Regions from separate parts of the Homo sapiens genome. Here all the other regions are linked to region 2. A link is a loop called in an ENCODE intact Hi-C map of the cell type or tissue named here. Cell type or tissue: B cell. All regions are shown on one strand. Each heading gives the region's core, and the rest is flanking DNA. Links, peaks and the distances in the headings are about the cores only.

Evidence for each region. A loop is a pair of places that touch in the nucleus more often than their neighbours do. Peaks named below come from ENCODE experiments on the same cell type or tissue, not always from the same donor. Only the 100,000 strongest peaks of a DNase experiment are listed, where the experiment ranks them.
Region 1: a loop joins it to region 2, with 18 times the contacts of the local background. A loop is called at or near these places in 38 of 110 quality-filtered maps.
Region 3: it touches region 2 in a loop (2.7-fold over the local background); 5 of 110 quality-filtered maps call a loop at or near these places.

Annotation. Positions count from the first base shown.
Region 1 is chr14:100,051,979-100,062,747 of GRCh38, forward strand. It overlaps LOC124903379 (a long non-coding RNA gene), which reads right to left. Exons shown (of 2, transcript XR_007064329.1): 2 at 1-1,010. It also overlaps a transcript of EVL not described here. Among named protein-coding and RNA genes, the nearest start is that of EVL, 8.1 kb to the right of the region's middle. In B cell, for the core only: CTCF peaks have their summits at 5,126 and 5,331; DNase peaks (open chromatin) are centred at 5,143 and 7,001; H3K27ac peaks cover 514 bases.
Region 2 is chr14:100,102,121-100,112,889 of GRCh38, forward strand. All of the region lies in intron 3 of EVL (Enah/Vasp-like), which reads left to right. MIR151B (microRNA 151b) reads right to left here and starts at 7,394; the gene lies at 7,299-7,394. It overlaps MIR342 (microRNA 342), which reads left to right and starts at 7,535; the gene lies at 7,535-7,633. In B cell, for the core only: CTCF peaks have their summits at 6,362 (motif pointing left) and 6,563; a DNase peak (open chromatin) is centred at 6,371; H3K27ac peaks cover 3,150 bases.
Region 3 is chr14:100,150,094-100,160,862 of GRCh38, forward strand. It overlaps DEGS2 (delta 4-desaturase, sphingolipid 2), which reads right to left and starts at 9,552. Exons shown (of 3, transcript NM_206918.3): 1 at 9,413-9,552. The coding sequence starts at 9,494. LOC124903380 (a long non-coding RNA gene) reads left to right here and starts at 9,944. Exons shown (of 2, transcript XR_007064330.1): 1 at 9,944-10,038. RefSeq lists silencers at 9,339-9,398, 9,499-9,898. In B cell, for the core only: CTCF peaks have their summits at 5,101 (motif pointing left) and 5,303; DNase peaks (open chromatin) are centred at 5,106, 7,648, 8,014, 8,858 and 1 weaker place; H3K4me3 peaks cover 500 bases; H3K27ac peaks cover 279 bases.

The DNA.
Region 1 (10,769 bases), core at 829-8,828, 51 kb before region 2:
CAAACAGAAATAGTTTGAAAACTCGTTGGCCCTAAAGGAGAGTCTCATAAAAGCAAAGCAAAGAAGGTCTCTGTAAAAAATAACGGAAGGGCAGGTCTTTTTTCTTCCAGGCTACCAACTCATGGTGCATCCCCATGCCTTACCTATCTGGTAGTTGGTTTTAAAACTAAGAATCCCGAAGTGCTATGCTTTCACTGTGATGTGTATAGCATGTTTGAGTTGAAAATAAGGTCAAACTTTTTCTGACAGAAAGTAAATCTGATTCGCCTGAATGTTTGACAGAGCAGACAGGCTTTGCCAATTATGTTCTATGTCAGACCTTCTTTGTAAATTCTGAAAGAGCTTACACTTACATATTAAATTGCATTTATAAATTTAATATATTGAATGCATGCATGCCATATATAATGTTTCTAAATATTACATCTTTTCGCAACCATTTAAATTTACCTTGAAAAATTGTAGATGTCACCTTAAAAATATGCAGGAGGGGCCAGGCACGGTGTCTCATGCCTGTAATCCCAGTACTTTGGGAGGCCAAGGCAGGAGGATTGCTTGAGCCCAGGAGGTCAAGACCAGCCTGGGCAACATGGTGAAACCCTGTCTCTACCCAAAAATACAAAAATTAGCCAGGCATGGTGGTGTGCACCTGTAGCCCCAGCTACTTGGGAGGCTGAGGTAGGAGAATCTCTTGAACCCAGGAGGCAGAGGTTGCAGTGAGCAGAGATTGCACCATTGCACTCCAGCCTGGGCAACAGCAGGAGACCGTGTCTCAAAAAAAAAAAAAATGCAAGATACATAGGTTTTCTAAATACTTTTAGAAGGTATGTGTATTAGTCTGCTTGGGCTGCTGTAGCAAAATACCATAGACTAGGTGGTTTAAACAAGACATTTATTTTCTCACAGTTCTGGAGGCTGGGAAGTCCGAGATCAAGACGCCAGGCAGTTCAGTTTCTGGCAAGGGCCCTCTTCCTGGCTTGCAGATGGCCACCTTCTTGCAGTGCACTCACCTGGCAGAGAGAGAGAGTGCACATGAGAGCATGCACATGTCTGGCATCTCTTCATATAAAAACACTAATCCTGTCAATCAGGGCCCTACCCTTAGGAGCTCATTTAACCTTAATTGACTTTCTGCAGGCCCTGTCTCTAGTTATAGTCACATTGAGGGTTAGGGCTTCAACATATGAATTTTGGGGGCCACAGTCAGTCCATAGCAGTACACAAGCAAAAGAAAGATTAACATAATAATAGCTTTTAATTCTGCTGTCTTATTCTATATTTTCTATTTTTTATGCTTTTTCTCCTCGTTTTTTCTCATTTCGCCTTCTAATGGATATATTATATTTCTTCAGTTGGTTGGAAAACTATAGGTTCTATTTTTATTCTCCTCATGGCTACTCCTCCCTTAGTGTGACCCATGCTTATACGTATTTTTCTTTATCGTCGTTTTAAAATTTGTCAGTGTCTGCAGCTTCCTTGTCTTTAATATACTCTTACTGCCTTCTGTTCTTCATAGAGTAACACCCTATACGTATACAAAAGTTGTTGTGTCTGGAATTTTTGAGCAAAGTTATGGATATTTTATTTAAAAATAGTCATTGATTATCATTGATTACTCAAACATCATTAAACCTTAGGCAATAAGAAACTTTATGAGATTTTTGTTTTAATGTGAATGTACTAAACACCACTGAATTGCACACTGTAAAACTGTGACTTTGTAACCACCATCTTTATCTAGTTTTTATATATTTTTATTACCCAGGTTCAAGCTATTCCCCCACCTCAGCCTCCTGAGTAGCTGGGACTATAGGCACATGCTACTGCACCCAGCTAATTTTTGTATTTTTTGGTAAAGACAGGGTTTCACCATGTTGCCCAGGCTGGTCTCAAACTCCTGGGCTCAAGCAATCCTGCCTCAGCCTCCCAAAGTGTTGAGAATACAGGCGTGAGCCACTGTGCCCAGCCCCTCTTGCATAGTTCTTTTTATCACAAAAGGAAGTTCCGTATTAATTAGTCTCTTCCCTCACTCTGTATCAATCATATTTTTTGCATTTTATTATTTTTGGACTTTTTTTTTTTTTTTTTTTTTTTTGAGACAGAATCTCACTCTGTTGCCAGGCTGGAGTGCAGTGGCGTGATCCCAGATCACCGCAACATCTGCCTCCCAGGTTCAAGCGATTCTCCTGCCTCAGCCTCCCAAGTAGCTGGGATTATAGGCACGCGCCACCACACCCAGCTAATTTTTGTATTTTTAGCAGAGATGGGGTTTCACCATGTTGGCCAGGATGGTCTCGATCTTCTGACCTCATGATCTGCCCACTTTGGCCTCCCAAAGTGCTGGGAATACAGGCGTGAGCCAGCGTGCCCGGCTGACGTTTTGACATCTTTACGCGGCCATGTTGGCTGGGGAAGAGACTGCCCCTCCCAGGGTTAGCTAATTCCTAGAGACAGTAAGAAGCTTTTGTTGGTGAATCTGTCTTTCGTATACAAACCAACCAATTCTGAGTCCATACCCCAGCCACTTCCTTTATCTGATGCGCACACACCAAGCCAATATTTCCCCTGCTCTAAATCAACCCAGAACCAGGTCCCAGACAACTAGGGACACCTCCTAGGCCCCAAAGCCTGCTAGAATTATTCAGGTATAGCTTTTTCTAAGCCATTTATCGTGCCTGCCTTGCCTTCTCTGTGGAAGCCCCAGTAAGGGCTGTGGCCTGTGCCTTCCCCTGGCTCCTGTCCCCTTATTGACTCTGGTGCTTCCCCCGTGGCCCTGCATGTTGTGCTGTGCCTCTTATTTTGTGGGGGAACTGTGAATGACATTAAACTTTTCTTTCAATGGCACTGACCTCTTTGTGTCATTCTCAGTGACCTTTATAAATTAACACCCAGGCACACATCCCCTGTCAACCAGCCTGTGACAACCACTAATCTGTGTCCTGGCCGGGCATGGTGGCTCATGTCTGTAATCCCAGCACTTTGGGAGGCCAAGGTGGGCAGATCACCTGAGGTCAGGAGTCAAGACCAGCCTGACCAAAATGGTGAAACCCCGTCTCTACTGAAAATACGAATTAGCTGGGCATTGTGGTGCATGCCTGTAATCCTAGCTACTTGGGAGGCCGAGGCAGGAGAATTGCTTGAACCTGGGAGGGGGAGGTTGCCGTGAGCTGAGATCGCACCATTGCACTCCAGCCTGGGCGACAAGGGTGAGACTCCTTAAAAAAAAAAAAAAAAATCTGTGTCCTCTCTCTTTAAATCTGCCTATTCTGAGTATCATATAAATGTAATCATATAATATGTGGCCTTTCGTGTCTTGCCTTTTTCTCTGCGCATAATGTTTTCTAAGTTCTGTCTATTGTACCATGTGTCAGTACCTCATTCCCTCTTCATGGCTTAAAAGTATTCAGTTGGATGCTCCCACTTGCCATACCCTGCTATTTATTCCTAGGAGCAAATTTTCTTTTTGCTAGAATATATACAGTAACATTTTTCCAAAGAAGGTCTGTATCTGGAAAACTTTCTGAAATCTTGTATACCTAAAAATATATTTCTTTCTTCCTTACATGTATATGATAGTTTAGATTGGTATAGACTGAAAAGTAAGGTTCAAAAATTTGTTTTCTCCAGCATTCTGAAGATAATATCTCATTGTTTTACCCTAGCTGAGGTGTAGAAGTCTGGTCTGATTTTTGTTCCTTTGTAGGTGACTTGGTTTTATGTGGAAAGCTTTTAGAATTGTCTGTCTCTGCTGTACTTAGATATCGTAATCAGTGTTTGTGTCTGTATGTGTGCATGTGCACACTTACGTTGTTGTCTTTTTTCTTTTTTCTTTTTCTTTCTCTTTTTCTTTTGGAGACGGAGTCTTGCTCTGTCACCAGACTGGAGTGCAATGGCTCGATCTCGGCTCACCACAACCTCTGCCTCCTGGGTTCAAGCCATTCTCCTGTCTCAGCATCCCGAGTAGCTGGGATTACAGGTGCATGCCACCACACCCTGCTAATTTTTGTATTTTTAGTAGAGACAAGGTTTCACCATGTTGGCCGGGCTGGTCTCGAACTCCTGACCTCACGATCCGCCCACCTCGGCCTCCCAAAGTGCTGGGATTACAGGCGTGAGCCACCGCGCCTGGCCCACGTTGTTTTCGTATCAGTTCTGTTTGGAACGCTGTTGACCCTTTCAGTCTTGAGCTCTTACATCTTTCTTGAATTCTATAAAATTATCTGTCATTTCATCTTTTTTTTAATTTTTTTTTTGCTTCTGAGATGCCTTTTACTTCTGTAGTCCCTGTCCCTTTTTCCCTACCTGATGTTTTTGGGTCAACTCTTTGACCCTATTCTAAGTTTCTCATCTTTGCCTCTTCTGCTGAGCATACTTACTGAGTTCTCTATTTCAGCAATTATATTTTTATACTAAAAAAAAAATTGCTTGGTTGTTCTTCCTTATGGCTTACTCTCACTTAATGTTTTAAGTATCTTCCCTTGTGTCTCCAAAGACATTTATTATACCTATTGGATTTTTAAATTCTGTTTCCCATGGTAGAGGTTGCTTCATTTGTTATCTGTCTTTTAAGTTTTTCTTTTATGCTACTTGCATTTCTCAGAGATGTTATAATTTCCTCCTGGAAATTAGTAATGATGTCCGTAGAATATTCAGTTGCCTTGGCTAGCACATGTGGTCTACTTCTGCTGCGGATGAGTTTAACCAGGAGTGTGGTTGGAAGGGAGTACCTCAGGGCAGGGTGGCCTGATATTGGAGGCTAGACTCAGCAAACTCTAAGCTTGAAAAAACGAGGCCCTATCTGTCCCCTTTTCATATCACTAGTAATTTGTGCACTTCTTGAGTCCCAGTCCTTTCAGGCAAAATAGCTTAACAAAGATTCTGAACACACACCATGTACCAAGAATTGGGCTGCCCACAATTGATTATAAAAGATGAATAAAAAATGATAGTCCCTTCCTAAAGGGTAATGCTCTGTGACCACTAAATAGATAAAATTTCAAAATACAGAAGTAGCACAGCAGCAGGAATAATTTTCTCTATCCTGGGGGCTCAGTAAACACTTCATTAAAGAAGATACAGGCAAATTGGATCTTGAAGGACAAACCCAAGTTTGCCTGTAGATGGGGTAAGAGGTTGTTTCAGGAGGTGAGGACAACTGTGTTTACAAGGCACAGGAGCCTGAACCACCAGGGCATGTGCTAGAAACTAGATTTCCCACTCCCAGGAGTCCAGTGGTGGGATTTTTACCTTTCCCCTTTACTTCTCCCTTTATATGATGAAAGATGTATATGGAGAAAGATTATATGTAGCATAGTGTCCTCATGAACACCAAGTCCACGGAAGTCTAAGGTCACAGATATCGGTGAAGAGCCATATTACAGTCCCCCTAAGAGACTGCTCAGCTGACATCGGGGTTTCTTTATTTGGCCATTCACACTTTCTTTCCAGATGCTGTAACTCTGGAAATAAAACATTTTCTGAGGACAAGTCTCAGATCATCAGAAAAATGATTTGGAGTTTGTTTTTTTTTTAATCTGAGTTTGTTGTTCTTCATGTCTTCCCTCTGGTATAAGAAACAGTTGGACTTCACAGAGCAGGCAGGCTTAGGCAGGCCCTATCAGCAAGAGCTGGAACTGAACTGTGAGTGAACTGGAAAGGAAAAGGCAACTTTTAGCGTCTTGTGGCTGGCTGAGCTATTTTAGTGTAAACTTTTTAAAGAAATGTCTCTCAGGCAAAGTGGTTGAGAATACCAGAATCTCTGGCAGATCCAATTTCCATTTTGGTTTTTGGAGCCATAGTTGAGGTTCTAGGAGTCAAATAATGATAGCACATATAAAATATTATATTTAAAAAGCCTAATGCAGCATTGTTAATAGGATTTCATAATGTGTTAGAGACTGTAACTAATTTTGGGTAGCCATTTCTCTGTCCTCCTTTTCTCTACTCCCAGGACACAAGGGCTTTGTACTCAAAACACCCTGCCTTCTTAACACAAATTCTCATGAAATGTCATTATTATACAAACATAATTCATTTCTTGTTAGTGAAAGACCCTTTCATTCACAAACATCCCAATGAGAAAGAAAGAGAAGTGAGGTTAGTCTGTTTACAGAAAAGAAAACTAAAATCCACAGAAGAAAGTTGACTTTCCCAAGTCACCACAGCAAGTTTTTGAACTAGATCTCCTAAGTAGAGTGTCTTCTAGTATAGCTCTGTGATTTATTTTCAGCCCACTCTGCCTTCTCTTGGAGTCTGGACACATGGAAAGCACATCTTTTAATTCAAGTCAACACAGTTGTTGTTTATTGAGCATTTACTGTTTTCAAAATCCAAAGCCAAATGCCTTAGGATTTAATATCAGTATCCTGTGTGAGTGTTGATGCCCGTCTTCCTCATTCATTCATTCATTCATGTATTCATCTATGCATAGTTATTCATATGATCACCACTTACACTGTACCTACTACCTAAGCAGTATACCAGGTGCTGAGCGCAATTCATGGTTTCACATTATAAGATGCTACCTCAAACAGGATACGTTTCTTAACTTGCTCACTAAATTGCGTCACAAGTGCCAACAGTTCCTATTCTATCTTTCCAACATTTTCTATTGCCCTGACATGAACGATTTAGGAATTGGTACCACTCCTGCAGTACATGGTTATTTATAAGATCATTTTTTTTTTCATCGGACCTGGAGACACCAGGGTCAAAGTAGAGACCTGAATGCCCAGGAACATACAGCATGTCAATAACAAAGCAAGGGTTGGAATCCCTATCTCATAGCACCCTACTCAGAAAGCTTGCCACATTTTTTGCTTCTTTTCATAATTCTTCTCAAGTGCTTCATTAAAGCTAGATGATAGAGTTAAAATAGTACTCTATTTTATCTACGTACGTGTAATTGGAGTGCCAAAAGGTTCACTCTTACCTGTTACCTACCTAGTGAAACTGATAAAAGACAGTAGTAACGTGTGAAGGACAGAGGAAATGAGGGGTGAAACTGAAAGGCACTTCTCACAGAAAAGATGTTTACTCTTAGGCTAGCATCTTCAGAAAATGAAAAAGAATACCCTTTGGTAGTTTAATAATCATATTTGACTTCTGCCTCTGGCCATGGCAGAATAATGGTAATGACTTGCTCTCTTGACAAAAGCAACTATGAAACTGTGTAAAATATGTGAAGCAACTGAATATACAAAGGGTACTGAGACTCATAGAAGATATTAAATCCCTGCCATTTTCAGACATTGGACAGATAAGATAGGACTTTGATTCTTGAGAGAAGAAACACCATGAGAAGCCCCTGGCTTTCTGCCTGCAGTCACTATCTAGTCTTGGCATGGAGTGGTGGAGCCCAAATGGAAAGGTGATTTTAGTCAGCTCAGTGGGCAGAAATTAGAATTCTACGCCACTGAAATAGTTGGACTTTGCAGGGCAAGGAACTAGAGAAATGGAAGCCCTGTGACAGGGCAAAGACAGCAGAGTTCTGTGTAAGGATTCTATTTGGATTGTTGGCTGAGGGCTGGGTGTGCATGTACAGAGTGAGATTCTTCATGAGGCCTGGCAGAGATCGCCTGCTGTAGGGCTGAGAGCTGAATGATGATGCCAGAGGTCATTCAGTTCTGGGAGATGTTGCAGATCCGGCTTAACCTGAATGAAGAAACCGCCCAGAACACCTCAGGCATTCAGTTGAGATCCCAGAACTGTCACACTTTAGGAGTAGGACTGTGCTCTTGAGTCAGATGGGGGGGTGGTTGCAGAGGAGGGGGATACCCTAGGGCTAAGTTCAAAATGGAAATAGAACTGAAGAAAGGTTTGAACCAAGCTTGGTAGCACCAAAAGGATCTGCCAGTAATTTCCCTGACTACCAGAACAGACTTCACATCTTTAAAGAAAGATAGCATAATCCAGACTTTCTGCAATGTATCATACAGTATCTAACATACAATCATAAGTTAGTAGACATATAGAGTCAGAAAATATGACATATACTTAAGGGGAAAAAAGCAGTCAGTAGACCCTGAAATGCTCCTGAAGTTGAAACGAGCAGGCAAGTTCTTCAAATTACCCATAATAAATATGTTCACAGACTTTAAGTAAAAGGTGGATAAAGTGAACAAACAGGAAATCCCAAAGGAGAAATGGAAATTATAAAAAACTTGCCCAGTGCCGGGCGCGGTGGCTCACGCCTGTAATCCCAGCACTTTGGGAGGCCGAGGCGGGCGGATCACGAGGTCAGGAGATCGAGACCATCCTGGCTAACACAGTGAAACCCCGTCTCTACTAAAAAATACAAAAAATTAGCCGGGCGTGGTGGCGGGCGCCTGTAGTCCCAGCTACGCGGGAGGCTGAGGCAGGAGAATGGCGTGAACCCGGGAGGCGGAGCTTGCAGTGAGCCGAGATCGCGCCACTGCACTCCAGCCTGGGCGACAGAGCGAGACTCCGTCTCAAAAAAAAAAAAAAAAAACTTGCCCAGTGAAAATTCTACTACTGGAAATGAAATGAAAAATTTACTGGATGAGACTAAAAGTGGATCAGAGATCCAGAAGAAAGGGTAGTGGACTTGGAGACAGATCAATAGATATCTAATCTGAAAAATGGGAAAATATTTTAAAAAGAATTACCAGTGCCTTGTGATAATATCAGGAGGTCTACATACGTGTAATTGGAGTGCCAGAGGAAGAGGAGAAAGAGAATGAGGCAGAAGAAAAATAATTGAGGAAATAATGACCAGAATTTCCCAAATTTGGTGAAAAGCCTTAAATTACATACCTAAGAATCTCAGTGAAACCCTAGCAAAATGAATGCAAAAAGAACCACACCTAAACCCATCAAAGTCACACTGCTGAAAACGAAAGAAAAAGAAAATATTAAAAATGACCAAAGGAAAAGGGATCCATTGCATACATTATATGTGAATGATGGCTGACTTCTCAGAAACCATGGAGGCCAGAAGACAATGAAACAATACCTTTAAAGTGCTGAAAGACAAAAAAAAAAAAAAAACCTCAGTATTCTCTATTCACAAAAAGTGCTTTGAAGCTTGAAGACAAAGATGTTTTTCAGATAAAAGAAAACTAAGAGAATGTATTGCCAACTTACCTGTTGTACAGAAAATCCTAAAGGAGGCCAGGCATGGTGGCTCACGCCTGTAATCCCAGCCCTTTCGGAGGCTGAGGTGGACGGATCCCTTGAGACCAGGAGTTTGAGACCAGCCAGGGCAACATGTTGAAACCCTTCTCTACAAAAAATACAAAAATTACAAAATACAAAAAATACAAAAATACACCAGACATGGTGGCACATGTCCTTAGTCCCAGCTACTCAGAAGGCTGAGGCAGGAGGATCATTTGAGCCTGGGAGGCAGAGGTTGCAGTGAGCTGAGATCACCCAGCTTGGGTGACAGAGCAAGACCCTGTCTCAAAAAAAAAAAAAAAAAAAAAAAAAAAAGAAATGCTAAAGGAAGTTCCTCAGGCTGCAAAAAAAAAAAAAAAAAAAAAGATACCAGGAAATTCAAGTGCTCGGGGATGGATAAAGATTACCAGAAAAGAGAAATATATGAGTAAACCTAAAGACTTTTATTTCTTCAATACACGCACACACGCACATGACTTGAACAATCCCGGGGTTAGGGTACTGGCCCCTCGAACAGTTGAAAATCCACCTAAACTTTTGCATCCCCCAAAATTTTAGCTATTAAGAGCCTGTTGTTGACAGGAAGCCCTACCAATAACATAAGCAGTTGGTTAATACATACTTTGTATATTATGTGTATTATACACTGTATTCTTATAATTAAGCTAGAGAAAAAATTTTATTAAAATCATAGGTGAAAATATGTTTTCATTAGTTTCACTAGTCATTAATTGGAAATGGATTATCTTAAAGTTCTTCATCCTTGTCATCTTCACATTGAATAGGCTGAGGAGCAAGAGGAAAAGGAGGGGTTGGTCTTGCTGTCTCGGGGTGGCAGAGGTAAAAGAAATTCCATGTGCAAGTGGACCTGGGTCAGGCATGGTGGTAGCTCATGCCTGTAGTCCTAGCACTTTGGGAGGCTGAGATGGGAGGATTGCTTGAGCCCAGGAAGTTGAGGCTGCAGTGAGCTGTAATCATACCACTGTACGCCGGCCTACGCAACAGAGTGAGACCACATCTCAAAAAAAGAAATAGTAGTATAATGGACCTGTGAAGGTCAAACCTGTGCTGTTCAAGAGTCAGCTGTGTGTATATATATATATATGTATATATATATATATGACTGTCCAAAACAAAAATATGTAACATTGTATTTTGAGTAACATATGACAGCTACACCATAAAGGATGGGAATGGAGAATGAAATTATGCAATTATGAAGTTCTTAACATTTTACTGAAGTGGTACAATATTAACTCTAAGTGTACCCTACAAAGTTAAGAATGTATATTGTAATCCCTAGAAAGACCTCTAAAAAAAAAAGAGGTATAGCTAAAAAGTCAATAGAGAAATTCAAATGGAATTCTGAAAAGTATTTAGTTTACCCACAAGAATACAGGAAACGAAGAACAGAGGAACCAGAAACAGATGAGACAAACAGAAAACAAATAGCAAAGTAGTAGACCTGTATCCATCTACATCAATAAACTAAATGTAAATAGACTAAATACCCCAATTAAAAGATAGAAATTGTCAGACTGGGTGAAAATGCAAGACTCAGTCATACACTACCTATAGGACATACTTTAAATACAAAGATACAAATCGACTGAAAGTGAAAGGATGGGTAG
Region 2 (10,769 bases), core at 1,451-9,450:
GTCACCATGCCCGGTCTGACTTGCATTTTTCCTTACTGGTAAGGGTGAACATTTGCATACATTAGTAGGCAATTTCATCTTTTCTGTTATTTTTATCAGTACCTTTGACAAGTGCAGCGCAGCATAGAGGAACACAGCCTCCTTGCACCTTTTGCTATATCTGCATAATTTCCCTCTCCCCAGGTGCGTGCATCCTCTAATGACAAAGCAACCTTGTATTTCCTTCCACAAATGAATGGAGGCAGCCTAACGTCATGTGGTATGTTCCAGGCTCATGATAGAGGATAAGTACACCTCCTTGGCTGTCAGGTGACATCTACATTGTCTACATTTTAGGAGTTGTTATTGTTATTCGTGTTTGTCATTCCTTGGACCTTTCCTTCTGCTGGAGAAACTTCTTGTTTAGCTTCTAGAGCCATGTTGGTGGGTCACAGATTCCTTGGCTCTTCCTCGTCTGGCTTCTGAAAGAGACGCCATCTGGTGTAATGATGGGGAAGGGAGAGCTAGCAGCTAAGAGACCTAGATTCCTCCAGAAGTGCCAGAGGGAGGGTTGGCGTTTTTCTCCCATGCTGGCCCCTACCCACCCGTTCCTCTTCTCTCCTTAAAGGGCAGTTCTGACCAGAGTATTTCTCTGCTGCCTGCTGATCTTGGCACCCACCATCATACTGTCACCTACTTTTAAAAATGGACATAAAGGGTGGGCACAGTGGCTCACGCCTGTAATCCCACCACTTTGTGAGGCTGAGGCGGGCGGATCACAAGGTCAAGAGATCAAGACCATCCTGGCCAACATGGTGAAACTCTGTCTCTACTAAAAGAAAAAATACAAAAATTAGCTGGGCTTGGTGGCGTGCACCTCTAGTCCCAGCTACTTGGGAGGCTGAGGCAGGAGAATCGCTTGAACCCGGAAGAAAAAGGTTGCAGTGAGCCGAGATCGCCTCACTGCACTCCAGCCTGGCAACAGAGCAAGACTCCGTCTCAAAAAAAAAAAAAAAAAGACACAAATCAGAGGCAAGATTCTGTGGCTCTGGGGCTTAAGAGGTTGTCATTTTATATTTTCCCAGAGAGTTTTTTTTTTTTTTTGAAGGAAAAGGATACCAAAAGTGACAAGAGCACACAGGGAGCTTTCAGATGAGCTTGTGTTTTTGTTTTCTAAAAATATGCAAACAGTAGAAAGGCACACAGCCAAGGACAGATGTAGAAAAGTCAGCGTCCTGTAGGGATTGGATGCCAAGCTTTTCAAATATTGTTCTCTCCCTGGAATGTTTTCTTACCATCTCTGCTTATCAACATCCTCCCCAGCCCTCTGGATCCAGCCTAGTGCTCTCTCAGCAAAGCTTTCCTCCTCCTTCAACTTCTGTCTCCCCGCTTGGCCTCCTGGGACACTTGGTTTCTGCCTCTCTTTATCCATTTCCTCTTCATTTTGCCTGCTCATGTACTGATCTTTCCTCTCCTACTGGGTTTCCCTTTCTCTGGGAAGACTTCTGTGGCCCCCCATGCCCACCCCAGGTGAGGATGAGGCGCCCCTTCTATGTGCTCCCCATGCTCCCCATTGCCATTCACCACTTTGTAACATTAAGGCCCGGCTGCTGTTTGGTCTCCCACAAGGCTGTTGTGAGAGGCAGAGACACAGCAGCTGACCTGGATCCCCATTGGATCCCAGCGCCCATCACAGTGCATGATGCATCCACAGACCCAAAAGAGCTGTTGAGTGTTGAGTGCATAGATACAAGCTCCTGAGGGCAAGGAGGTATGTGCTTTTCTCTGCGTTTTTCACATCCCGGCACCCAGGGCCCTGTGTGCTGTGGGTATATGCATGCACGTGCTGCAGGAGGGTGCGTGTGAGCGTGTGTGTGTGCATATGTACTTATTCTGAGCAAGTTACTTGATCTCCCTGTGCCCCAGTCGCCTGACCTGTACCTGCCCGTTGGTTGTTCTGAGGACTAACTGTGATCATCCCTTTAGAGTGCTCAGGACAGTTCCTAACACCAAGTAAGTGTTTGGTAAATAGTTGCTGTCTTTTTAAAACCCACTGTGACCTTTTCAGGTGGCACTGGGCCGGGGACAAGTACATAGTCTACCTCTGCATTCAGCAGCCCCAGGGGACTTGACTTTTGAGTTCTTCTATTTATTATGATGGTGGTGGTTTAAATCTTCTTCCTCTCAGGCAGACCTTCAGCCGTTACTTTTCTTTTTCTTTATTGTAATATCTGGTCCTGAAAGCTGAAAGTCATTACTTTCATTGTTGATCAGATCTCTGGCTTTAGCTTCTCCTTTTCTCATATTGGATTAATTGGTTATTTATGTGGATAATACTGTCTCAAAGCATGAGTTATTCTCTGGGTTGTGCCTCCTAATTGGTGAAGGTGGCCACTTGGTTTATTTGAGACAATTCTAAGGAATAAGGAGCTCTCCACACTAGTGTGAGGGCCCCAGGGCAAAAGATGTTTTTCTGCTCCTCAGAAAGTTCTCAGAGAACTTGGCAAGGTTTTTATAAACCCTGCAAAGCTCCCGTTATGATGGGGATGAGGTAGTTCTGCATTAAAAATAGTCATAACAGTTACCAGTCCTCATAATAATTTTTATTGGAACTATCAGAAGTCTGAGTGCCTATTTGAGAAAGAGTTTCCTTGGATGAATCACTGCAGGAACATGAGAAAGAAACATGGCACTGTGAGATCAAATGTGTAGATAAATAATCCCCCGCTGAGCTGCAGTCACAAGTGAATTTAAAGATAGGAAGGGTTTTAGGGGTATATAATCCAGTTTCTCCTCTCTTTACTTTTTTTTTTTTTTTTTTTTTTTTTTAACTTTTGGAGCTACTCCTGTAGCTGAAGGAGAAGAAGGGATGGGAGCTGGCCTCACAGAGGGCTTTGTAGAGCCACGGGGCCCCAGGGTCAGACCTTGTGCCGGTCATGCCAACATCCAGGGCCACCTCCTTGCTGCTCCATCTACTGCCTCCTGTTGGGCAGCTGCAGCCAGTGCCCTTGGCCCTGCATGTTTACTCAATCATGCTACTTAGCATGTTTTATTCAGGACACCTCTTTGGTACCAGCATCCCTACTAGCACGCTAGTCCTGTTGGGAGCAGGACCTGTGTTGTCTCAGTCATCCCTGCCTCTCTAGAACAAGTACAGAGGCGACACACCACGGGGACTCAGGATATGTGTGATAACTGCATGAGCCTTTTCACCTTTTGAATCTCAGCAACCCTCTAAGAACAGGGACCCCAATTCTAGCCTTCCAGACTGAGACTCAGGAGGCCTGGCTCTTGCCCTAGTCCCACCATCTGCTGACTGTGTGACTTCATCAGGTCTAGTGACATTTTCGAGCCTCAGTATCCTCATTTGGAAGACAGAGTACTGATTGTCCTCCACAGTCTTTTGCCAGGCAAGGCGCCCTTCAGGGTGCCGGGTAAGCTGTCATCTGCTTGGTAAGAGGTCATGGTGTTGAGGTAACCAAGAGACCTGGGTGCTAGACCTGGCTGTGCTCTTTCTTTGCATGTGCCTTGGGCAACTCATTTCCCTTTCTTGGACCTTGGTTTCTTCGTCTGTGAAATGTAGGTGGTTATCCGTGGCATGTCTGTCTCGCAGCATGAGAGTCCAAGGGGACGATGGCTGTAGAAGTATTTGAGACAGACAGCCTAGCACAAGCAGGAAGGGCTGTGATGGTGACTAGCAGTAAGTAGTAGTGGTTGTAGCAGCAGCAGCCGCTTGGCCACATCCCAACTGAATAGGGAACATGCCTCCCCTGCCACAGTGTCTGAAACTCTGCAGAAAGTTTGACTGTCCATGAGCTTCCTTGAGTCGGGGGAGAACCTGCCCTGCAAGCCGGGAGGAGGCTCTTGCCCCCACTCAGCCTTTGCCTCGCATGTGGCTTTAGTTACGTTTTGTCTTCTTTGTAGGTGTTGATGTTCTAGACTCTGAAATGGCAGTGTCAGACCAGACAAGAAGCTCTCACCAGAGACAAAGTGGAAACGGAGAGCTGTTGGCGATTTAGGGGACAGCGGGGACAGGTGCACATTGCAATGTGCAGGATCATCCTGCGCAGTGAAGTCTTGTCTTGCGTGTCCCACCAAAACATGCAGTTGAAAAACTCAAGCCAGAGCTTGCTCTGTTTTAAGAAAAAGCACTTATTTTTTTAACCAGGTTTAGTATGTGCTGAATTTTCTAGGAATTTGACTACTGCATCCGTCAAAAGAAAATCATACTTAATTTTGTTTGTAACTTTACCAAGAGTTGTTTTCTGTTTCGTAAAGTCCTATCTCCAGCATCGTCACTGTGACGTTTCAGTCATCCATAGACCTCCCCTTCGTCACATCCCATTTGCAGCAGCAGCACTCCCAGTGGGTCTGTGGGTAGGTGCAAGCGTGGACCGCCTCCGTCTCCTAGTGTAGCTGGGTCTGGCCCTTTATGTGTTGTAATGCACATTTTATTATAGACTGCTTCTCTTTTCTCTCTCCTTTGCAGTACATGTAAGGCATTATATCCGAATTTAGGTAGGTAGGTTATGTAATCTATGAATTTCACTTCAGGATAATGCAAGGATCATTACAAAACATTATAATAAAAAGAGGACCATCGGGCCTGAGAGGGTTGAAGTTTTGTGAAACTCGGGCTGGTTCCTTCCTGCATTGCATCTGTGTCTTGCCTGGTTGTCGCTTAACAGTGCCATGGAGATAGCACAGTGTCTGTCTCATTTCACAGCCAGGAAAACTGAGCCCCAGAGGGAGGAAGTTTGTACTTGGCCCAAACCACTTCCTGATATGACCCAGTCAGGAAGAGAAGCCAGGATGAGAACATGCTCCTCTTCTCCTCCAGTGCCTGGAAGTGTGGTGGGAGCAGCTTGGTCTAGCAGGAAGAGTGCATGTCCTGGAGCCGGGCTACGTTGGGTCTGTGTGACCCTGAGCAAGTCACCTCCTCCATCAGCAGGTGGAATGACACCACAGGCCCGTGGCAGTTCACATGACACGAAGATGCCCGGTGCCTGGTATGTGGCCTTCAGGGCCGTGCCCCATGCTGCTCCTCTTTTTGTCCCCACATCCAGCAGTTTTCCATTAAACCACTGTAGGTCCTCTCAGAACTTACTAGAGTCATCGTGTCATCGTCTCCCATTACTCCAGGAGAGCAGGGCCCTGGTGGCACTTGAGGCAAGACCCCAAGCTGATGGCACTCGACCACATAGTGGGAGTGAATTTTAAAGAAAATCCCCCTCAAAGCCTCTGCTGGTGTAGAAGGCAGATAGTCTAGGCCGGGGTAGGGCCAGTGAGTGGGAGCCAGGGAAGGAGGCTTGGGTGTCATGAGACTGGGTTTACATTTACAGATGACAAAACCAAGACCCAGTGAGGGGGAGGATGTGTGCAGGCCACAGGACAAGTCTGAGCAGAACCATGGCCACGCCCAACGTTCCTCCACTAGCATTCCCTCATGAAAGATCACTTTTTCCAGGCCAAGGACCAGAAAAGGACCAGGCTTTAGGAAGAGGGCCGAGGTGCATGGAAAGCAGTGCTGGTGAGGAGAGGGTTGAGTAACTGGATTTTGACTGTTTCTTCGCATTTGGTTCTCACTAATGAAATCTTGTCAGACGTGCCCCTGCTGCTGGATTGGGTGGGGGTGGGACAGAAGCATGTGTGGTCAAAGGCAAGTTTATTTGCAGTTTGGGGGTTGAATGCAGTGGATTTCAAACTGGATATTTTGAGGAGTTCCAGGGGTCCACCAAGGTATACCAGGGTCCTCGCCCTGATGCAACCAGAGTAGTTCTTCATCGACTTTATACAGTGGGACTCTGAAGAAAAGAAAAAGGAAAACCCCATAGCTTAGTGGGAATCCGGGCGAATTAAAACACAGGATGAAGTGCTTGTTCTCTTTGGCTCTTGGAGCATAATGTATGTCCTTTTCCTACTTGGTTTGCGTGTAATAACATCATTGGTATATTTCAAAATATGAAGCTCCTGGTGCTGGATAATAAATGTTTTCCCAGTTTTTCAACCTCTTATGTCCTTCATTGATGCCCAGTGGCCCAGGGGCTGCACCTTCAGCACAGTGTTGAGAAAGAGCCCCGGAAAGGGACTTACAGGCAGACCTTCCCGGGAAGAGTCAGGCCCAGCTCCATGTGCTCTTTGGAGGGGAGTGGAAGGTTGTTAAACCTCATAGCTCTTGGAGGTGGGGCTGAATTTTGCTTCTTGTAAACCTCTTTCCATTGGAAATTACCTCTTTCTCCCCTAAAGAGAAGGAAGTACTGGACTGTCTTCATCTCCCTGGCTGCCGAGGCCATTTGACACCTTGTGCCACCTGAGAGAAAGCAGGCCCAGCATGGCCCTGCCTGAGGGGAACAGGACGGCAAGCCCCTGGCCTCCTGCCTGCTCCCAGCTGCCCTCTGGCGGCCACTTTCTGAAAGCCGGATATGTCTCTTTGCTGACCCACCCCTGTTCTCACCCCAGGGCTCCAGATGTTGTATCAGGCAGGGCCTTTGTACGCCTCCATGCCAACAGCTACCCAAGTCGCACCGTCAGTCACACTCTTACTCAGGCTCTCCTGTGCCCCTGGCCCTTCTTCCCCTCTCACTTTTCCCCACACTTCTAAAATCTCACTCGTCCTGTCAGAATGTGGCTCCACAGATGGAGCCTTTCCCAGCCGCCCCGCTCCCTGTGACTTTGCACTCCCTCCTGCACTCCCACGGGGCTTTATTTTTGCCTCTGTCCTAACAGTCAGCTGCCACTTGGCCTGTCCTGCTATTCCCACTGCATGAATCTAGTCAGGTTGGAAATTCAGAAAGTGGCCTCTTTGTCTCTGGACCCCAAAAACCCACACATCGTCTGCCTTATAAGCTCTCAGTATATCCATCCCTGGCTGCAGGAACACACCAGGACCCAGAGGCTGCCGTGCCTGGAGCCCTGTCTCCTGACTCAGCCCAGGCCCCAGCTCAGCATCGAGGTCCTGTGGGACCATGTCCAGCAGTGAAGGCTGTGCATTGGCCTGAGCCCCTGGTCCCTCTGACTCACTGGCTCCCATTTTCACCACCTGCACTGCATATTCTCACCGTCTCTCCCCTGACACTCTCTCCCCTGAAGTGTTGTAATGGGGTTGTAACCCATCCACCTTCTCTTGTCCTTCTTCAGTCTGTCCTCCCTGGGCTGCGTCTAAAGGGGCCCCGCCCCTGCCCTCATGCATGTTCTCTCCATACTCCTGGTCACCTTCTGCTCATCCTTTGCCCTGCTGTTGTGAAGCCTTCCCAGTGCCCCAGAAGACCTCAGGCACCCCTTCCCAGTCCTCGCACACTGTTGGTGTCCCATTTGTTTGGACCCTGGGTTTGTTTGTCTAGACTGTGAGCTCCTCGAGGGCAGGTGTCTGTTTCTGTGTCTCGGGAGCCCTGAAGAGAGACTGACACATCAGAGGTGTCTGGTGACTGAACAAGCTCCCAGCTTGCGCCCATGTCATATTGTGTGCCTCTCATAGCCTGGCACTTCCTGCCATTGCATCCTTCTCTGCAGACTAAGATGGAGTTCCTGAACCAAGACCGCTTGCTGGCCAACCTGTGAAACTGGGCTCAAGGTGAGGGGTGCTATCTGTGATTGAGGGACATGGTTAATGGAATTGTCTCACACAGAAATCGCACCCGTCACCTTGGCCTACTTATCACCACCCCAAACAGAGGAACACGCCTTCTCCAGCCACAGCCTATGGAAGGGCCTTCAGCTGCTGTGGCCCCGAGGTGTGCATACTGTGGAAGGAACTTCGGACGTGAACTCGGATCTGGTTCCAGTACCAGCTGTGCCAGGAGTGTGCCCTTGGGCATGTCACTGACCTAAGACTCAGTTTCGCCATCTGTGAAATGGCTGAATCAGACTCACCTCACAGGGTTGTTGTGAGGGTACCATGAGATGATGTTTGTAAACATTCTTTGTCACCTCTAAATTACTATAACAGTTTGAAGTTACTCTTTTTAAAAAAATTATTTGCAAAGGTAACTAACAATATCAGCCGTGCACAGTGGCTCATGCCTGTAATCCCAGCACTTTAGGAGGTCAGGGGATCACTTCAGTGTGAGAGTTCGAGACCTGCCTGGTCAACATAGCAAGACCCTTGTCTCTACAAAAGCATTAAAAATTAGCTAAGTGTGATGGCGTGTGCCTGTGGTCCCAGCTACTCAGGAGGCTGGGGTAGCAGAATTGCTTGAGCCCTGGAGTCTGAGGCTGCAGTGAGCCATGGTTACACCACTGCACTTCAGCCTGGGCAACAGAGCAAGACGCTGTCTCAGGAAAAAAAAAAAAAGGTAACTAACAATATCAACTCCTGTGTGGTGCCAGCAGCCATCACGTTGGGACACAGAGGGAAGCCAGGCTTCTTGGATCCTGATGGTCAGAGAACACTTTCTGAGGGAAGCGGGGCTTGAACCTGGGCCCTGCAGGGCTGGGGGTGAATGGGGGGATCTGATGAGGAGGAGGACGGCGGCACCAGCAGATCTTGGTGGTTTGGAAGTTCAAATCAAGATCTGAGAAGAGGCTCTGTCTGACCCTGGGGGTCTCCCTCGGCACATTGGTAGTACTGTGCATGCCTCACGGGTGCCCCTAATTTCAGAGCATCCCACCTGCATCCTGCTGCTGCCATTGTCCTCCTCAAAAGAGCTGCTGGCTTATTGCAGTTTACATCCTAGAGAAGAGAGGTCTCCTCCTTCCACCAGTCCCAGGATTATCTCCCTAACGCTAATGGCGAGATTCCTTTGGAGTTTTAGTCTTCTGTAGATACAGCCCAGGCGCCATGTGCCCAGTCAGGGTTTGAGATAGGTGGTGGTTCATTCCCCAGCCTTGCCTCACCAGCACCTTCCTGACGCCTCCTGGTAGGGCTCAGGAAGCAGCCAGCTGAGGTGTGCCTGCCATGGTCAGCACAGTGGTTGACAGAAGTGGCACAGATTGTGGGGGCAGGTGACAGGGTACCATGCCCTAGCTCCAGGCACCCGCTCCACCCTGTCACATGGAGCAGCTGTGAAACCTTGAGCAAGCCATTTCACCATTCTAAGCCTTAGTGTCCTCATTTTTTTTTTTTTTTTTTTTTTTTTGTGATAGAGTCTAGCTCTTGTTGCCCAGGCCGGAGTGCAGTGGTGCAAACTCAGCTCACTGCAACCTCTGCCTCCCAGGTTCAAGCGATTCTCCTGCCTCAGCCTCCCAAGTAGCTGGGACTACAGGCATGCGCCACCACGCCCGGCTAATTTTTGTATTTTTAGTAGAGACAGGGTTTCACCATGTTGGCCAGGCTGGTCTTGAACTCCTGACCTCTGGTGATCCACCCACCTCGGCCTCCCAAAGTGCTGGGATTACAGGTGTGAGCCACCGTGCCCGGCCAGTTTCCTTGTCTTTAAAATGGGTGTGACAACCACCTCACAGAGTTGTCATGAGGCTCAAATGATAAAATAGATGGGACTGTGATTTGTAAGCATATGGCACAGTGAATGCAAGTTGTTCCTGGAGTGCCCAATCCCTAGATACTGGGATCTCACCCCTCAGTCGTAGCCAGAGTCATTTCATTCTGGTGTGCCACCACCCAGAGCTAAGCCGTATACTCCTTACAGAAAGGAACAAACCCCTTCCTGGATGCTCTTGTGCCTGGATCTTGGCTCCCTGAGATTGCAGGGAGATAGCAGGAATTACTTTCTCCATTTTAAGAAGGAAGAAACAAAGGCTCACAGTGCTAAGAAACTTGCCCCAGGCCACTCTGGTGAATGCAGAGCTTAAGGCCCAGAGCCCAGATGTTCTGATTTCCAGTCCAGGTCTCTGCCCAGTGGACCAGACTGCCTCTCAAAAGACCCTGCTCAGCTGGCAGCCCCCCAGCTTTCTAAACTATAACCCGGCTTGGTCAGAGGTTGATTATTATAAACACTTAACCTGCCCCATCTTTCTAGCCACATACCCACATCTTCGAAAGTGAGGGAAGAATTCATTCACAGCTGTTTTCTTTTTTCCTCGCGTAGCGTGTATCATTTCTTTCCTAAGGAAGGAGTTTTACAAGTAGCCTCCTGCCAGCTTCAGCTCATATAGGATAAAAGCCAGCTCAAATATTTTGGTAGATAACTCCGGAGACTCAGAAAGCCAACTGCTGAACTTGAGATACAGTTTCCAGTTTGAGAGTGGACAGGCTGCGAGTGTTTGAGGCCCTGCCCCCTGCCTATCTGCTGCCTGCCCTCTCTCATCCAGGTGTCCATGCAGCAGGGGGTTTCACAGCAGCCACTGTCTGACTGGCTTGCTCCTGCATTTAGCCCACTCTGATCCATTCCCCGCAAAGCAAGCAGACTGCATTTCACCTCTCAGTCAGGTCTCAGTCCTTGCCCAGAACTCTCTAGGATTTTAGGCTTAACTCAGAATATAGTCCACATCCTTACCAAGGCCTGCTTAGCCCGGCATGCTGTGGCCCTGGCTGTCTTTCTGAACTCACTTCCTCCCTACTCTCTACCTCTCCTCCTTCATCCCAGTTACGCCATGCCCCAGATGTGCCAAGCATGCTCCTAAAGTCAGGGCCTCTACACCCAAGGCCCCTTGTGCCCAGAATGTTTTCTCCCCAAAACCTCAGGGCTCCTTCCCTCACTTCTTCCGGGTGTCTGCTTATACCACGTAATCGCAGAGTTTGTCTTAAGAACGACCCACACACATTCCTTTAATTCTCATTCTCTGCTGTGTTTTTCTTCCTACATGTTGTGTCTTTATTTGTTGCCTGTCTCTCCTCTCTAGATTGTAAGTTCCAGGGGAGCAGTTTGTATCCACAGCTATGACCCCATCTGTGA
Region 3 (10,769 bases), core at 1,142-9,141, 48 kb after region 2:
GTGGGGACCCAGCGCCCGCAGCAAAGTGGTCCCAGGCAGGGAAGCAATGTCTCCTGTCAGGCAGGGCAAGGAGGACCTGCTGGCAGCTCCCACTCAGGAAGGCTCTGGCCCAGGCGCAGGGCCAAGGAAGTCGCATGCAAAGTCCCCTTTGTGTGTCTGTATGTAGGCTGAGACCGCAGGTCCGAAGGCACCACTGCCCACTGCCTCCCTCTTACCCAGGGACGCCCCTGCCCCCAGGGCAGTAGCCAATCCGCCTGGGGGCCGGCCAGCTCCAGCCCCACTCCCACCCCAACACCCCCCCCCGCCCCGCCCCCATTCCACAGGCAACCAGCCGCTGCTTCCCCTTGGAAAGAGACCAAACCTTGGGGCAAGAGGGAGGGGCAGGCCACACCTGTGCCAGGTGAGCCACAAGCAGGCAGCTCTGGGGAGGGCCAGCCCAGGCCTCCAGCTTTTGGGTGCAGGCAAGCATCAGCCACTTCTGCACCCCTCAGAGGTGAGAGCCATGACAGAGCCTGGCAGCCCTGACCTTGGAGAATGGGCCTCACTTTCCCCATCTGCTGAACAAAGATGCTAAGTTCTGCCTACATGGTGCGCCCTCAGGGTCCCTCCCTGTGCCCTGTGCAGCCGCCTTTCAGGGAGCCCCGTGCCCTTCCCGCTTTCCTCAGCACCTCCTAGGACTCAGCTGCCCCTCCAAGCCCCAGCCTTCCCTCAGGGGCCCCACTGTGGACCACTGGAGAGAGGAGAAACCTGCACACAGAAGGACAGCAGCGCCCACCCTACCAGCCCCTCACCCGGCCCCAGCTATGGGCTGGTCCTATCTCCCATGGGTGTGCTGGGGCCTCCGGAGCCACTGGGACCCCAGAAACAGGCACTGGGCTGGCCCATCCAACAGGCATGCCCCTAAGTCCCCTCTGAGTGGACTCTGGGCTGTTTCCAGTGTGGCACATCTGGCAAGAGGCCTAGTGCAGGCGGGTCCCAACAAGCCTCAGGGGCCCAACCCCAGCCATCACCTGGCCAATAGCAGGGGCCCACCAGCCTGCGTCTTCCCATCTGGGAAATGGGGACGCCATTCCTCTATGCCCGTCAGGCTGTGGAGTGGCCAGCACATTAGTCTGAGCCCTGGGGGTGCCAGCACTCAGTAGGCACAAGCTGGTACTATTGTCATTAAAGGAAGTGCTCTGATCTAAGAGGAAAAGCTGGTCTTGGGGCGATGGCCTGGCCCTGGCTTGTTTCAACAAGAGCAGGCCCAAAGCTTGCAGGCTTGGGAGCCACCAACTGGAAGTAACTAAAAACTGAGCAGTGCACGAGGCAGCTGAGCATGGGCAGCACAGGGCGCGACTCAAGGAGGGAACAGATGCAGGGAGCCCCAGGTCACCTCACCTGCCTGCAGGCACCTGCTGGACTGCAGCACGTGGCTGAGGGACCCCCAAGGAGCTGAACGAGCAGAGAATGGCACTCAGGGAGCCCGAGACACCCACACTGCAGGTACAGGGGGCTCCTGCCAAAGGCCTGAGGCCCAGAGAAGCTTTGCTGGAGCAGGAGCTCCATGACAGTTCTGAAAACAGCAGCTGCTGGAGCTTTGCACCCAAGGAGTTCCAGAGGTGGCACAGGCTGGGAGTCCCAACCCACTGGGCAGAAAGGCCTCACTGAACACCCCAGCCTCCAGTGGGCCCCCCGGAAGCCCTGTCTTAGGAGTGGGTCTACTCTGCACCCACCCAAGGTCAGTTGACTGACTCCTTGACAGGAGAAAACAACCCACGCTTTTTGCAAAGATTGCAAAGATCTACCATCTTCAGCTCCAGAGCGCCCAGGTCCCTGGGGGAGTGGGAGTGGGGACGTGCCAGGAACACTCGGGACCACGCCATGCAGACTGGATGTGCAGGAGAGGGTCGTGGCTGAGGTCACCCTGGGTACGGTCAGGATGGAGTAGTAACTGAAGCCAGGGCTTGGAGGTGGTCAGCTGCCAGGGGTCACAGAGGTTCAGGGACAAGAAGAGAGAGCAGGTGTCCCTCGACTTAGCCAGGTCATGGTGTCTCAGCAGGAGCCATTCCGGCACAGCCCGAGGCAAGGCGAGGGTGAGATGAGGTAGCGAGGGTGGGTCTGCCTAGGGCATGGGGCAGGGAGGGCAACAGGGAGGCACCAGAGGACGGCAGGATGGGAAGGAGATGCCAGGGTGGGCGTCATGGAGATGCCAGGGTGGGCGTCATGGAGATGCCAGGGTGGGCATCATGGAGAAGGCAAGGGTCACTGGAGCTGGGTGCCAAGGGGACTCAGGAACTCCTCGAGAGCTATGGAGCATTATTTCTGGGTGTCTGTCAAGGTGTTTCCAGACTGGCAGAGGGTAAGTGGACTGAGTGAGGAAGGCCCGCCCACAATGTGGGCCAGCACCATCCAATCAGCTAGGGCCCCGATAGAACAAAAAGGCAGAGACAAGGGTCTCCCTCCTGTCTTTCCCTCCCTCTCTCCTCCCATCCTTCTCTACTTCTCCCACCACTTCCCTCTCTTGGAGCTGCAACACACACTTCTCTAGTCCTTGGATATCAAAACTCCAGCCTTTGGACTCCAGGAACTACACCAGCACCCTCCACCCTCCGCCTGCTTTCAGGCCTTCAATATCATACTGAGGGTTCCACCGTCGAGTTCCCTGGTTCTGAGGCCCTCAGACTCAGACTGAACCACGCTACCCCTACTGCCACCCCTGGGTCTCCAGCTTGCAGACAGTCTGTCATGGGACTTTACAGCCTCCATAATCACATGAGCCAATTCCCCTAATAAATCCCCTCTTCGAATGGATGGATGGATGGATGGAAGGAAAGAAGGAAGGGAGGGAGGGAGGGAAAGGGAAGGAAGGAAGATAGGAAGATAGATCGATATATCGATTGATCCAGGCATGGTGGCTTACATTGTAATCTCAGCACTTTGGGAGGCTGAGGCAGGAGGTTTCCTTGAGCCCAGGAGGTCAGGATCAGCCTGGGCAATATAGCAAGGCCTTATTATGCAAAAAGTTTAAAAATCAGCCAGGTGTGGTGGTGTGTGCCTGTGGTCCCAGCTACTTGGGAGGCTGAGGTGGGAAGATCGCTTGAGCCCAGGAGTTCGGGGCTGCAGTGAGCCGCAATTGCACCACTGCACTCCAGCCTGGGCGACAGTAATGGCAAAAACAGATAGATAGATAGATAGATAGATAGATAGATAGATAGATAGATAGATAGATAATAGATGTGAGAGATAGATACATAGATCCTATCAGTTCTGTCTCTCTGGAGAACACTAATACAGGGCCTCTTCCAGGGCCTCAAAGAAAGGGGGACAGGGAGAATGGGTGGGGCTGGGGAGTGGGAGTCAATGGGTTCCATGGCCTTGGGCCCCATCTTCTCTGGGCCACAAGAGAGGGGGAAAGCCCAAGGCAGAGAAGGACAGGGAGAGACACAGCTCCCTGGCAGCCCCATGAGGAATTGCAGGCCTGCATGGGCTCTGGCTAGACACCCAAACCTGGCCCAGCCTGGGAACTCTGTCCTGCTGTGGGCACTCAGCTGACCTCAGGTGTGACTCTGCCCTTCCACACCTCCAGCCTGGATGGCAGGAGTAGCTGGGAGACACATGTGCCTTGAGGGCTCTCTGCTCCGTGGGGCAGCACAGAGCCCGACGTGCACAGCCACCTGGAACCAAGATACACAGACCCACACAGACGGTTTCCAGCAGCGGCCCCAGGTGAGGCACAAGGCATCTGGGCAGGTGGCCATGAACAACAGCTGTTGCTAGAAGTCACCCTGTCCAGGCAGGACTCAGGAAGGGTCTGAGGTCAAGGGAGGTGCAAAGAAGGGCCCACCAAGGTGCAACAAGGCTGACCGAGCCAAGACTTGAACTCAGGACCCCCGACTCCAGGCCTGCACAATGGTGAGCAAGGCCCCGATGTGGACTCAGACTCCATCAGCACCGATCTAGTGCTTGGCTACACTGCCACAGAGCACCCAGAGAAAATTCTGGATCAGATCTGGGCGCAGTGGCTCACACCTGTAATCCCAGCACTTTGGGAGGCTGAGACGGGCAGATCACTTGAGGTCAGGAGTTCAAAACCAGCCTGGCCAACATGGTGAAACCCCGTCTCTACTAAAAATACAAAAATCAGCTGGACAAGGTGGCGTGCGCCTGTAGTTCCAGCTACTTAGGAGGCTGAGGCAGGAGAATTGCTTGAACCTGGGAGGCAGAGGTTGCAGTGAGCCAAAATCACACCACTGGACTCCAGCCTGGCAACAAAGCGTCTCAAAAAAAAAAAAAAAAAGAAAGAAAAAATCATGGATCAGGCTCAGTCAGACTCCTGTGTGCCCTTGGGCAAGCCCCTGTCCCTCTCTGGACCTGTCTCCTCAGTCTCCATCTGTAAGGCATCTGCTCTGACAGCCTCTGTGGCTGGGAGCCCATGGAGGTGGGGTCTTCCCTAGGGGCCTATGGAGAAGAAGGGGCAGCAGATGCCAAGGTGTGAAACGTCTGCACACTTATACCAGTTAGCAGGCTCACTCATAAAATGCCAGAGGGCAGAGCCAGAGGCAGGGCCTGCTGAAGGGAGGCCAGCCCAAAGCCCCCTGCACCCACAGGACAGTTGCATCACCCTGGTGCGACTCTGATGGGTTACAGCCTTTGCCCAGAAATGCTCCTGACAAATCTGCTGAGCCATTGAGCAGAGGGACCGCATCAGAAACAGGCAGCCAGGCCAGAGAGGCTGCTGTACCCTTGCCTCCAAGAGTAGCAGAGACAGGGCCCCCCCACGCCACACCCCTACTCCCAGTCACAGGCCACTCCACCCCTGCCCCTCCTGACTAGCTGGCAATAAAGTCACTTTTGTCTTGTCCCCAGCAGGGCTCCCAAAAGCAAAGGGGCCTCTTATCTCTTCCACACTGGGCCCCAGTGAGCCCCCAAGCCCTGGCTCTGGCAACATCTAGGGAGACCTGCTGTATCACCTTCCCAGGGAGGCCAAATGCCATCATATGACAGTCACTCACTGGCCACATGGGAGGTGCCCGTCACTGCCCATCATCCCTCCAACATTCCACCTCTGCCGCCACCTGCTTCCCAGCTCCCTGTTCCACCACAAACCTGCTCAGGGTTGACGATGCCACCTGGTGGCCACAGCAGGAAATGCTTCCATACAACGTGGCCTCTTCCCCACCCATCCACAGCTGAGTAACCTGACCTGGGACAAGCTTCTCCTCACAAAGGCAGCAAAGCCCTCCTAATCCCCTCCTTCCTAAACTTCTTCCTCCCAGCCCTGGCCTAATGCTCTGGGAAGCCACCTACCCACAGCTTCCATCCCTGCCACCTGAGGTTTTGTGCCAAGAGACAAGCCTGACCCTGTCCAGTGTGGGAGGCACCCTGGGACCTAGTTGGATCTGGAAAGTGTGGCAAGTGTCCAGCTTCTCACCAGCCGCTCACTAAACCTGCCTTTCATTTCCAGTGACAAATATATACTGAAGATCTGGGAGCAGCCAGGCCCCCGTACGTTACAGAGATGGGTTTACCCTGCAGCCGGGCAGCTCTGTGGCTGGGAGATGGAGCCCCAGGATCCCCTTGTGGCTCTGGCAGTTTGGTCCTGGATTTTACCAGTTACCACTGACAGAGCCTCAGCCCCGGCCTTTCTGAAGCAAATAATCCAGCAACAGCCAGCAGTTTCGCTTCCGGGATTTCCTCTTTTGTTTTTCTTTATTTGAATTTTTGTATTACCATGTGTGCCCTGCTTTCATAATTTAAAAACAAACAAAATTACAAAGCTATTCATTTTCAAAAAAAAAACAAACCCAGAGCTTGCCTCTTACTCCACCGGCCACGCCTGGCTGGGTCTCTGATGGGGCCAGTCTCGCTGGCTCCGGTCCTGCCCTTTCAGGTCAGGGAGCCTCAGCCCTGGCCTAGGAGACCCCACTTTCTTAGGAAGTTATGTTCTAGGGAGCATGTCCCCCTCCCCGGCAGGAGCTGGAGATGGACTTTGGCCCCAACCCACAGAGCTCCTGGAGCCAGCTCTTTGCAAGGACTTCCTGGATTCTGACTGTCAGATTATGATCTTTATTGAACATCCCTGGGCACCCAGGAGCTTGGCATAGGCTGCAGGAGCCAGCTGGGTGGGGCAGGAGGCTGCCTGAGCACCAGCCTGGCCTGTGTGTTCCCCGGCAAGTTGCTTCCCCTCTCTCAGCCTCACTCCTGCCTCTTCTATAAAGAGATGCTGGCAGTTACACAGAGCATTTCTCCAAGGCCTGGGAATAGCATAGGCATGGAGGAAGCAGAGAGTATTCCCTGTCCTTAGGGAAACGACAGCCCTTGCCAGGTCTCTGAGACATTAATCATTATCATCGCAGCTGATACTCATCGAGTCCTGGAATAAGCACTTTACATATCACCTCGTTTAATCTGCACAGCAGCCCCATTAGGAAGGTATGATTTATTAACCCCTTTTCATTTGCCCAGGCCCCAACTCCTTCATCTGTTTACAGACTCACCCGTGGCTAATAAGTGGGTGTCAGGGTCCTTGCCAGGGGTTCAGCTCCACAGCCAAGCTCTTGAACTGTGCCCCAAAGAGCCCAGAGCCCAGAGGGCTTGGAGCCATGGAGGGGAACCCAGAGGAGGGGTCCCCATCCAGCTGGGCCAGGTCTGGGAGCAGTGGAGGGGCTTTCTGCAGGAGGTGGGACTGAACTGAGCGAGCAAGGCTAAGCAAGACAGAGCCTGGCAGAGCAGGGAGGAGGGACATTCACCTGGGGGAACAGCTTGTGCCGGGGAGGGAGGGAATGGCACATTCCAAATTTATTAGCTGAAAACAACAGGTGGAAAGGAAGCCCCTGCTTCCGCCCTGCAGGAAAGGGAGCGTGGACCAAGCTGGAGGGCCCGCCCTGAGGACTTGTGCTCCCCAAGCCCTGGCCCCAGGTGCCTCTCCCTTTTCCAAGTCTTTCAACCTTCCTAGCCACCACCTCCAGAAAGCCTCCTGGATTGGTTCCAGGGCCTGTGGCTTCCCTCTTTAGAGAGAGCTCCTTCCCCACGTCCTGGAGGGCCAGGTACCACCTCGGGCACCTTCCCAGCTGAGATATCATCTCATCCTCACACCTACTCTGCCTGGTAGGACGACTGCCCGTTTTGCAGATTGGGAAAGTGAGGCCACAGCCCAGAGTGTCTGGATCCCTCCAGGTGGCCCTGAGGTAGGCCCAGCTCCTATTCTATGGATATGAGCTCCTAGGGACCAGGACACTGGCTGCCATGTGCCTCTTGCCTTTTCCACATGGTGCCAGATACCCAATGAGTCCTGTGAAGTGAAGCTGGGGATAGCCAGGGGAGGGGACAGAAATGCAAACAGGGCCAAGGAGGCCCCTGCTCCAGCCTCAGCCCCACCTCAGACCTGCTGAGGGGCAGTAGCCAGGACACCTGCCCTGTTCACATGATGAGCAGGGAGGGAGGGTCAGATGACCCCCAAGGTTCCTCCCAGCCCTCCCCAGGAGTTCCACAGCATACGGGAGGCAGCTACCACTGCTGGGACCAGACGATGCTGGGCTGCAGCTCACCTCCCAGGAGAAACCACAGCAGTCACAAACCCACATAGAGGCTTCCAGCTCCTGAGGCCCCAGTTACCCCGGGATGCAGTCACAGGCTAGCCACCCAATGTATCTTGGGTTTCAAACATTTAAAAGTCATGGTATCTCAGTATGCTGCCATGGGATTAAAAAAAGAGGAAGAAAGAAAAAGTTGGCTGGGCGCAGTGGCTCACACCTGTAATCCCAACAGTTTGGGAGGCAGAGGCGGGTGAATCACCTGAGGTCAGGAGTTTGAGACCAGCCTAGCCAACATGGTGAAACCCCATCTCTACTACAAATACAAAATTAGCCGGGTGTGGTGGCGGGTGCCTGTAATCCCAGCTACTCAGAAGGCTGAGGCAGGAGAATCGCTTGAACCTGGGAGGCGGAGGTTGCGGTGAGTGGAGATCGCATCACTGCACTCCGGTCTGGGCGACAGAGCAAGACTTCCTCTCAAAAAAAAAAAAAAAAAAAAAAAAAGTTGTTCAGGCCAGGCGTGGTGGCTCATGGCCCATGCCTGTAGTCCCAACACTTTGGGAGGCTGAGATGGGTGGATCCCTCGAGCTCGGAAGTTTGAGACCAGCCTGGGCAACATGGCAAGACCCTGTTTCTAGTAAAAATACAAAAAAAATAGCCGGGCATAGTGGTACACACCTGCAGTCTCAACTACTCAGGAGGCTGAGGTAGGAGGATCAGTTGAGCCCAGTGGGGAGAGGTTGCAGTGAGCTAAGATCGCGCCTAGCCAACATGGTGAAACTCCATCTCACTACAAATACAAAAATTAGCCGGGTGTGGTGGCAGGTGCCTGTAATCCCAGCTACTCAGAAGGCTGAGGCAGGAGAATCGCTTGAACCTGGGAGGCGGGGGTCGCAGTGAGCCGAGATCGCGAGACTCTGTCTCTAAATAAATAAATTAATTAAATTAAATAAAACGCCCGATTAAAATGTGAAACCTCCATCAAATAAGTGCAAATTAAAGCCACAGTGAAATGGTATTGTTTCCCCAATCTGACTGAAGATTACAAAGTGTGGCAACGCGCGGTGCTGACTTAGGCAGGGCGGGAGGGGCGGGCCTGTCTCAGCCTGTGGCGATTTGGTGGCATCTGGCAAAAGCCACTCTCCAGACGCAGGCCCTTTAACCCCGTAAGCCCGGGCCAAGGACGACTCACCGGGGCCACCTTGCTTGTGGGTGGGATGGGGCCTCTGGCATGAACGAGAGTGACTCCGAGTGGGTAAAGATGCCCTCCTCGCAGAGGACACGAAGCAACAAGGAAAACAGCCACCACGTAATAAGCGACATGCCAGAATAGAAGGATTCTTTAGTACAATCTTTGCTTTTTTCAAAGAAAACACGCGCGCCTCTCATTCGCGTTTGCTCCCTTCCCGGCGCTCATCCGCCCTGAACTCCAGCCTGGGGCGCCCGTGGCCGCGAGACCCAGGGGCTCTGAGCGCAGCAGGCGCCCAGTGACTGCGGGTGGAGGCCCCGCGTCGCGCAAGCTGCCTCCGCGCCAGGGAGCGCGTGCGCCTCGTAGCGCGTCCCGGGGCCGCCCCTGCGCCCTCGCGTCCCAGCATCCCAGAGCCCCGGCCCTGGCCCCGGGAGTGGCTCGCGAGGAACAGCTGGGACGCGCTCCCTGGCGCTCGGACCCGTACTGGGGTCCTCGGAATCCTCAGGTCCCAGGGAGTTTCAGACCCGGCCAGGGTGGGGGACCCTCGGGGAGCCGGCCGGGGACCCCAGGGAGGGGAGCGGCAATGGCGGAACGCCCACTGGAATTTGGGCCAGAGCTGGAGCGGCCCGTCTGGGCTCGACCCCACGACGCGACTCCAGACGGGCCAACGGGGCGGTCCCCACCGGGGTGGGCCCCGCGCGGCGCTCACCCAGTATCTCCTTGCGCCGCTGCGTGTGCGGCTGGTCGGTGTAGACCCACTCGAAGTCGCTGCGGCTCGCGCTGTTGCCCATGGTGGGGCGGGAGGCGCCGTTCGGAGCGCGGCCGGCTCGGCTCTGCTGCACCTGTCGCGGCGGCCGCGGCGCGGAACCAGCTCTGATTAGGGCGGGGGCGGGGTCCCGGCGGGGCGGGGCCAGGTGCGCCAGGCTTGGGGCGGGGCACCTCTGGCTGGGCGGGGCGGCCGGGCCCCGGCGCTCTCCAGACCCCGGCGGGTAGCTGGCGCTTTGGGAACCTCAGTTGCCTCGGTTGGAAATGGGGCTCCCCGGCAGGACCGAGGTGGCCGCGTGCCATCTGCGCGAGTCCCTGGGTCCCTCGATGCGCGGGGGCGACTGCTGCCACCGCGGCCTCCCACCGGCTCTGCGCGCCCCGCCCACCCGCGGGCAGCCGTCGGGTTTTTACCCCGGCCCGTTCTCTCCGCAGCCCCGACCCGCTCGCGGGCACGCCCCTGTGGCTCGCGCCGCCCCTGCCCCAAGGAGGAGCGGCTGGCAGGATAGGGGGACTGCGGAGGATCGGCGTGGAATGGATGCGACGGTGCCAGTAAACAGGCGCCGAGGAAAGGTTGGTGCAGCAATCCTCCCTTCCTCCACCCGGCCCTTTCACCAATAATGCAAAGGGGAGATAATGCGTCTGCAGCAACCTCACAGGGATGAGTCAGACCCACTCCTGCCTTCAGGGAACTTGAGTTCTGGATGGGGACACAGGTACAGAAGTGGCTGTTATGATTCAGGGTGATACGTGCCATGACACAGGTAGGCCCTGAAGCAGCTAGGATCCAATAGAAGGAACTTTTGCATTGGGCCTTGAGGGGTGGGTAGGAGTTCAACAGCTAGAAAAGGGAAAGGCATTGGTGCTAGGGGGAACAGCAGATGCAAACGCTTGGAAACAAGGCAGAACCTGAATGTTCTCAAATGGAAAGTCTAGTTTTGGGGAGGTAAGGGCACAGGGCCCCTCATCTTCACCCTCTCAGTGATGCCTCTGTTCCTTCTCCCACTCCCTTGGAGTTTTGGAGGGTGGACCTGCTGTGCCTGTGGGCCAGAGCCTGGCCTCGGCTGGCAGTTGCCTGGGAGCTGACTGACACATCAGCCAGCGCTGCCACAGGCTCGCACATAGTGAGGGCGTGCTTCTGTGCGTCCCATGGAAGTCCATGGCCCGGGGTTTGGTACACTTGGCAGGCCTTCCTTAGCTCAGGGCCAAAGGCAGTCCTGAGTGAGCCAGGAAGGAAGGCATGGGTGTCCTGCAGCCGCCAGCCACCATCCCCTGAATTAGCCATGGGAAAGGTGGACACAGAG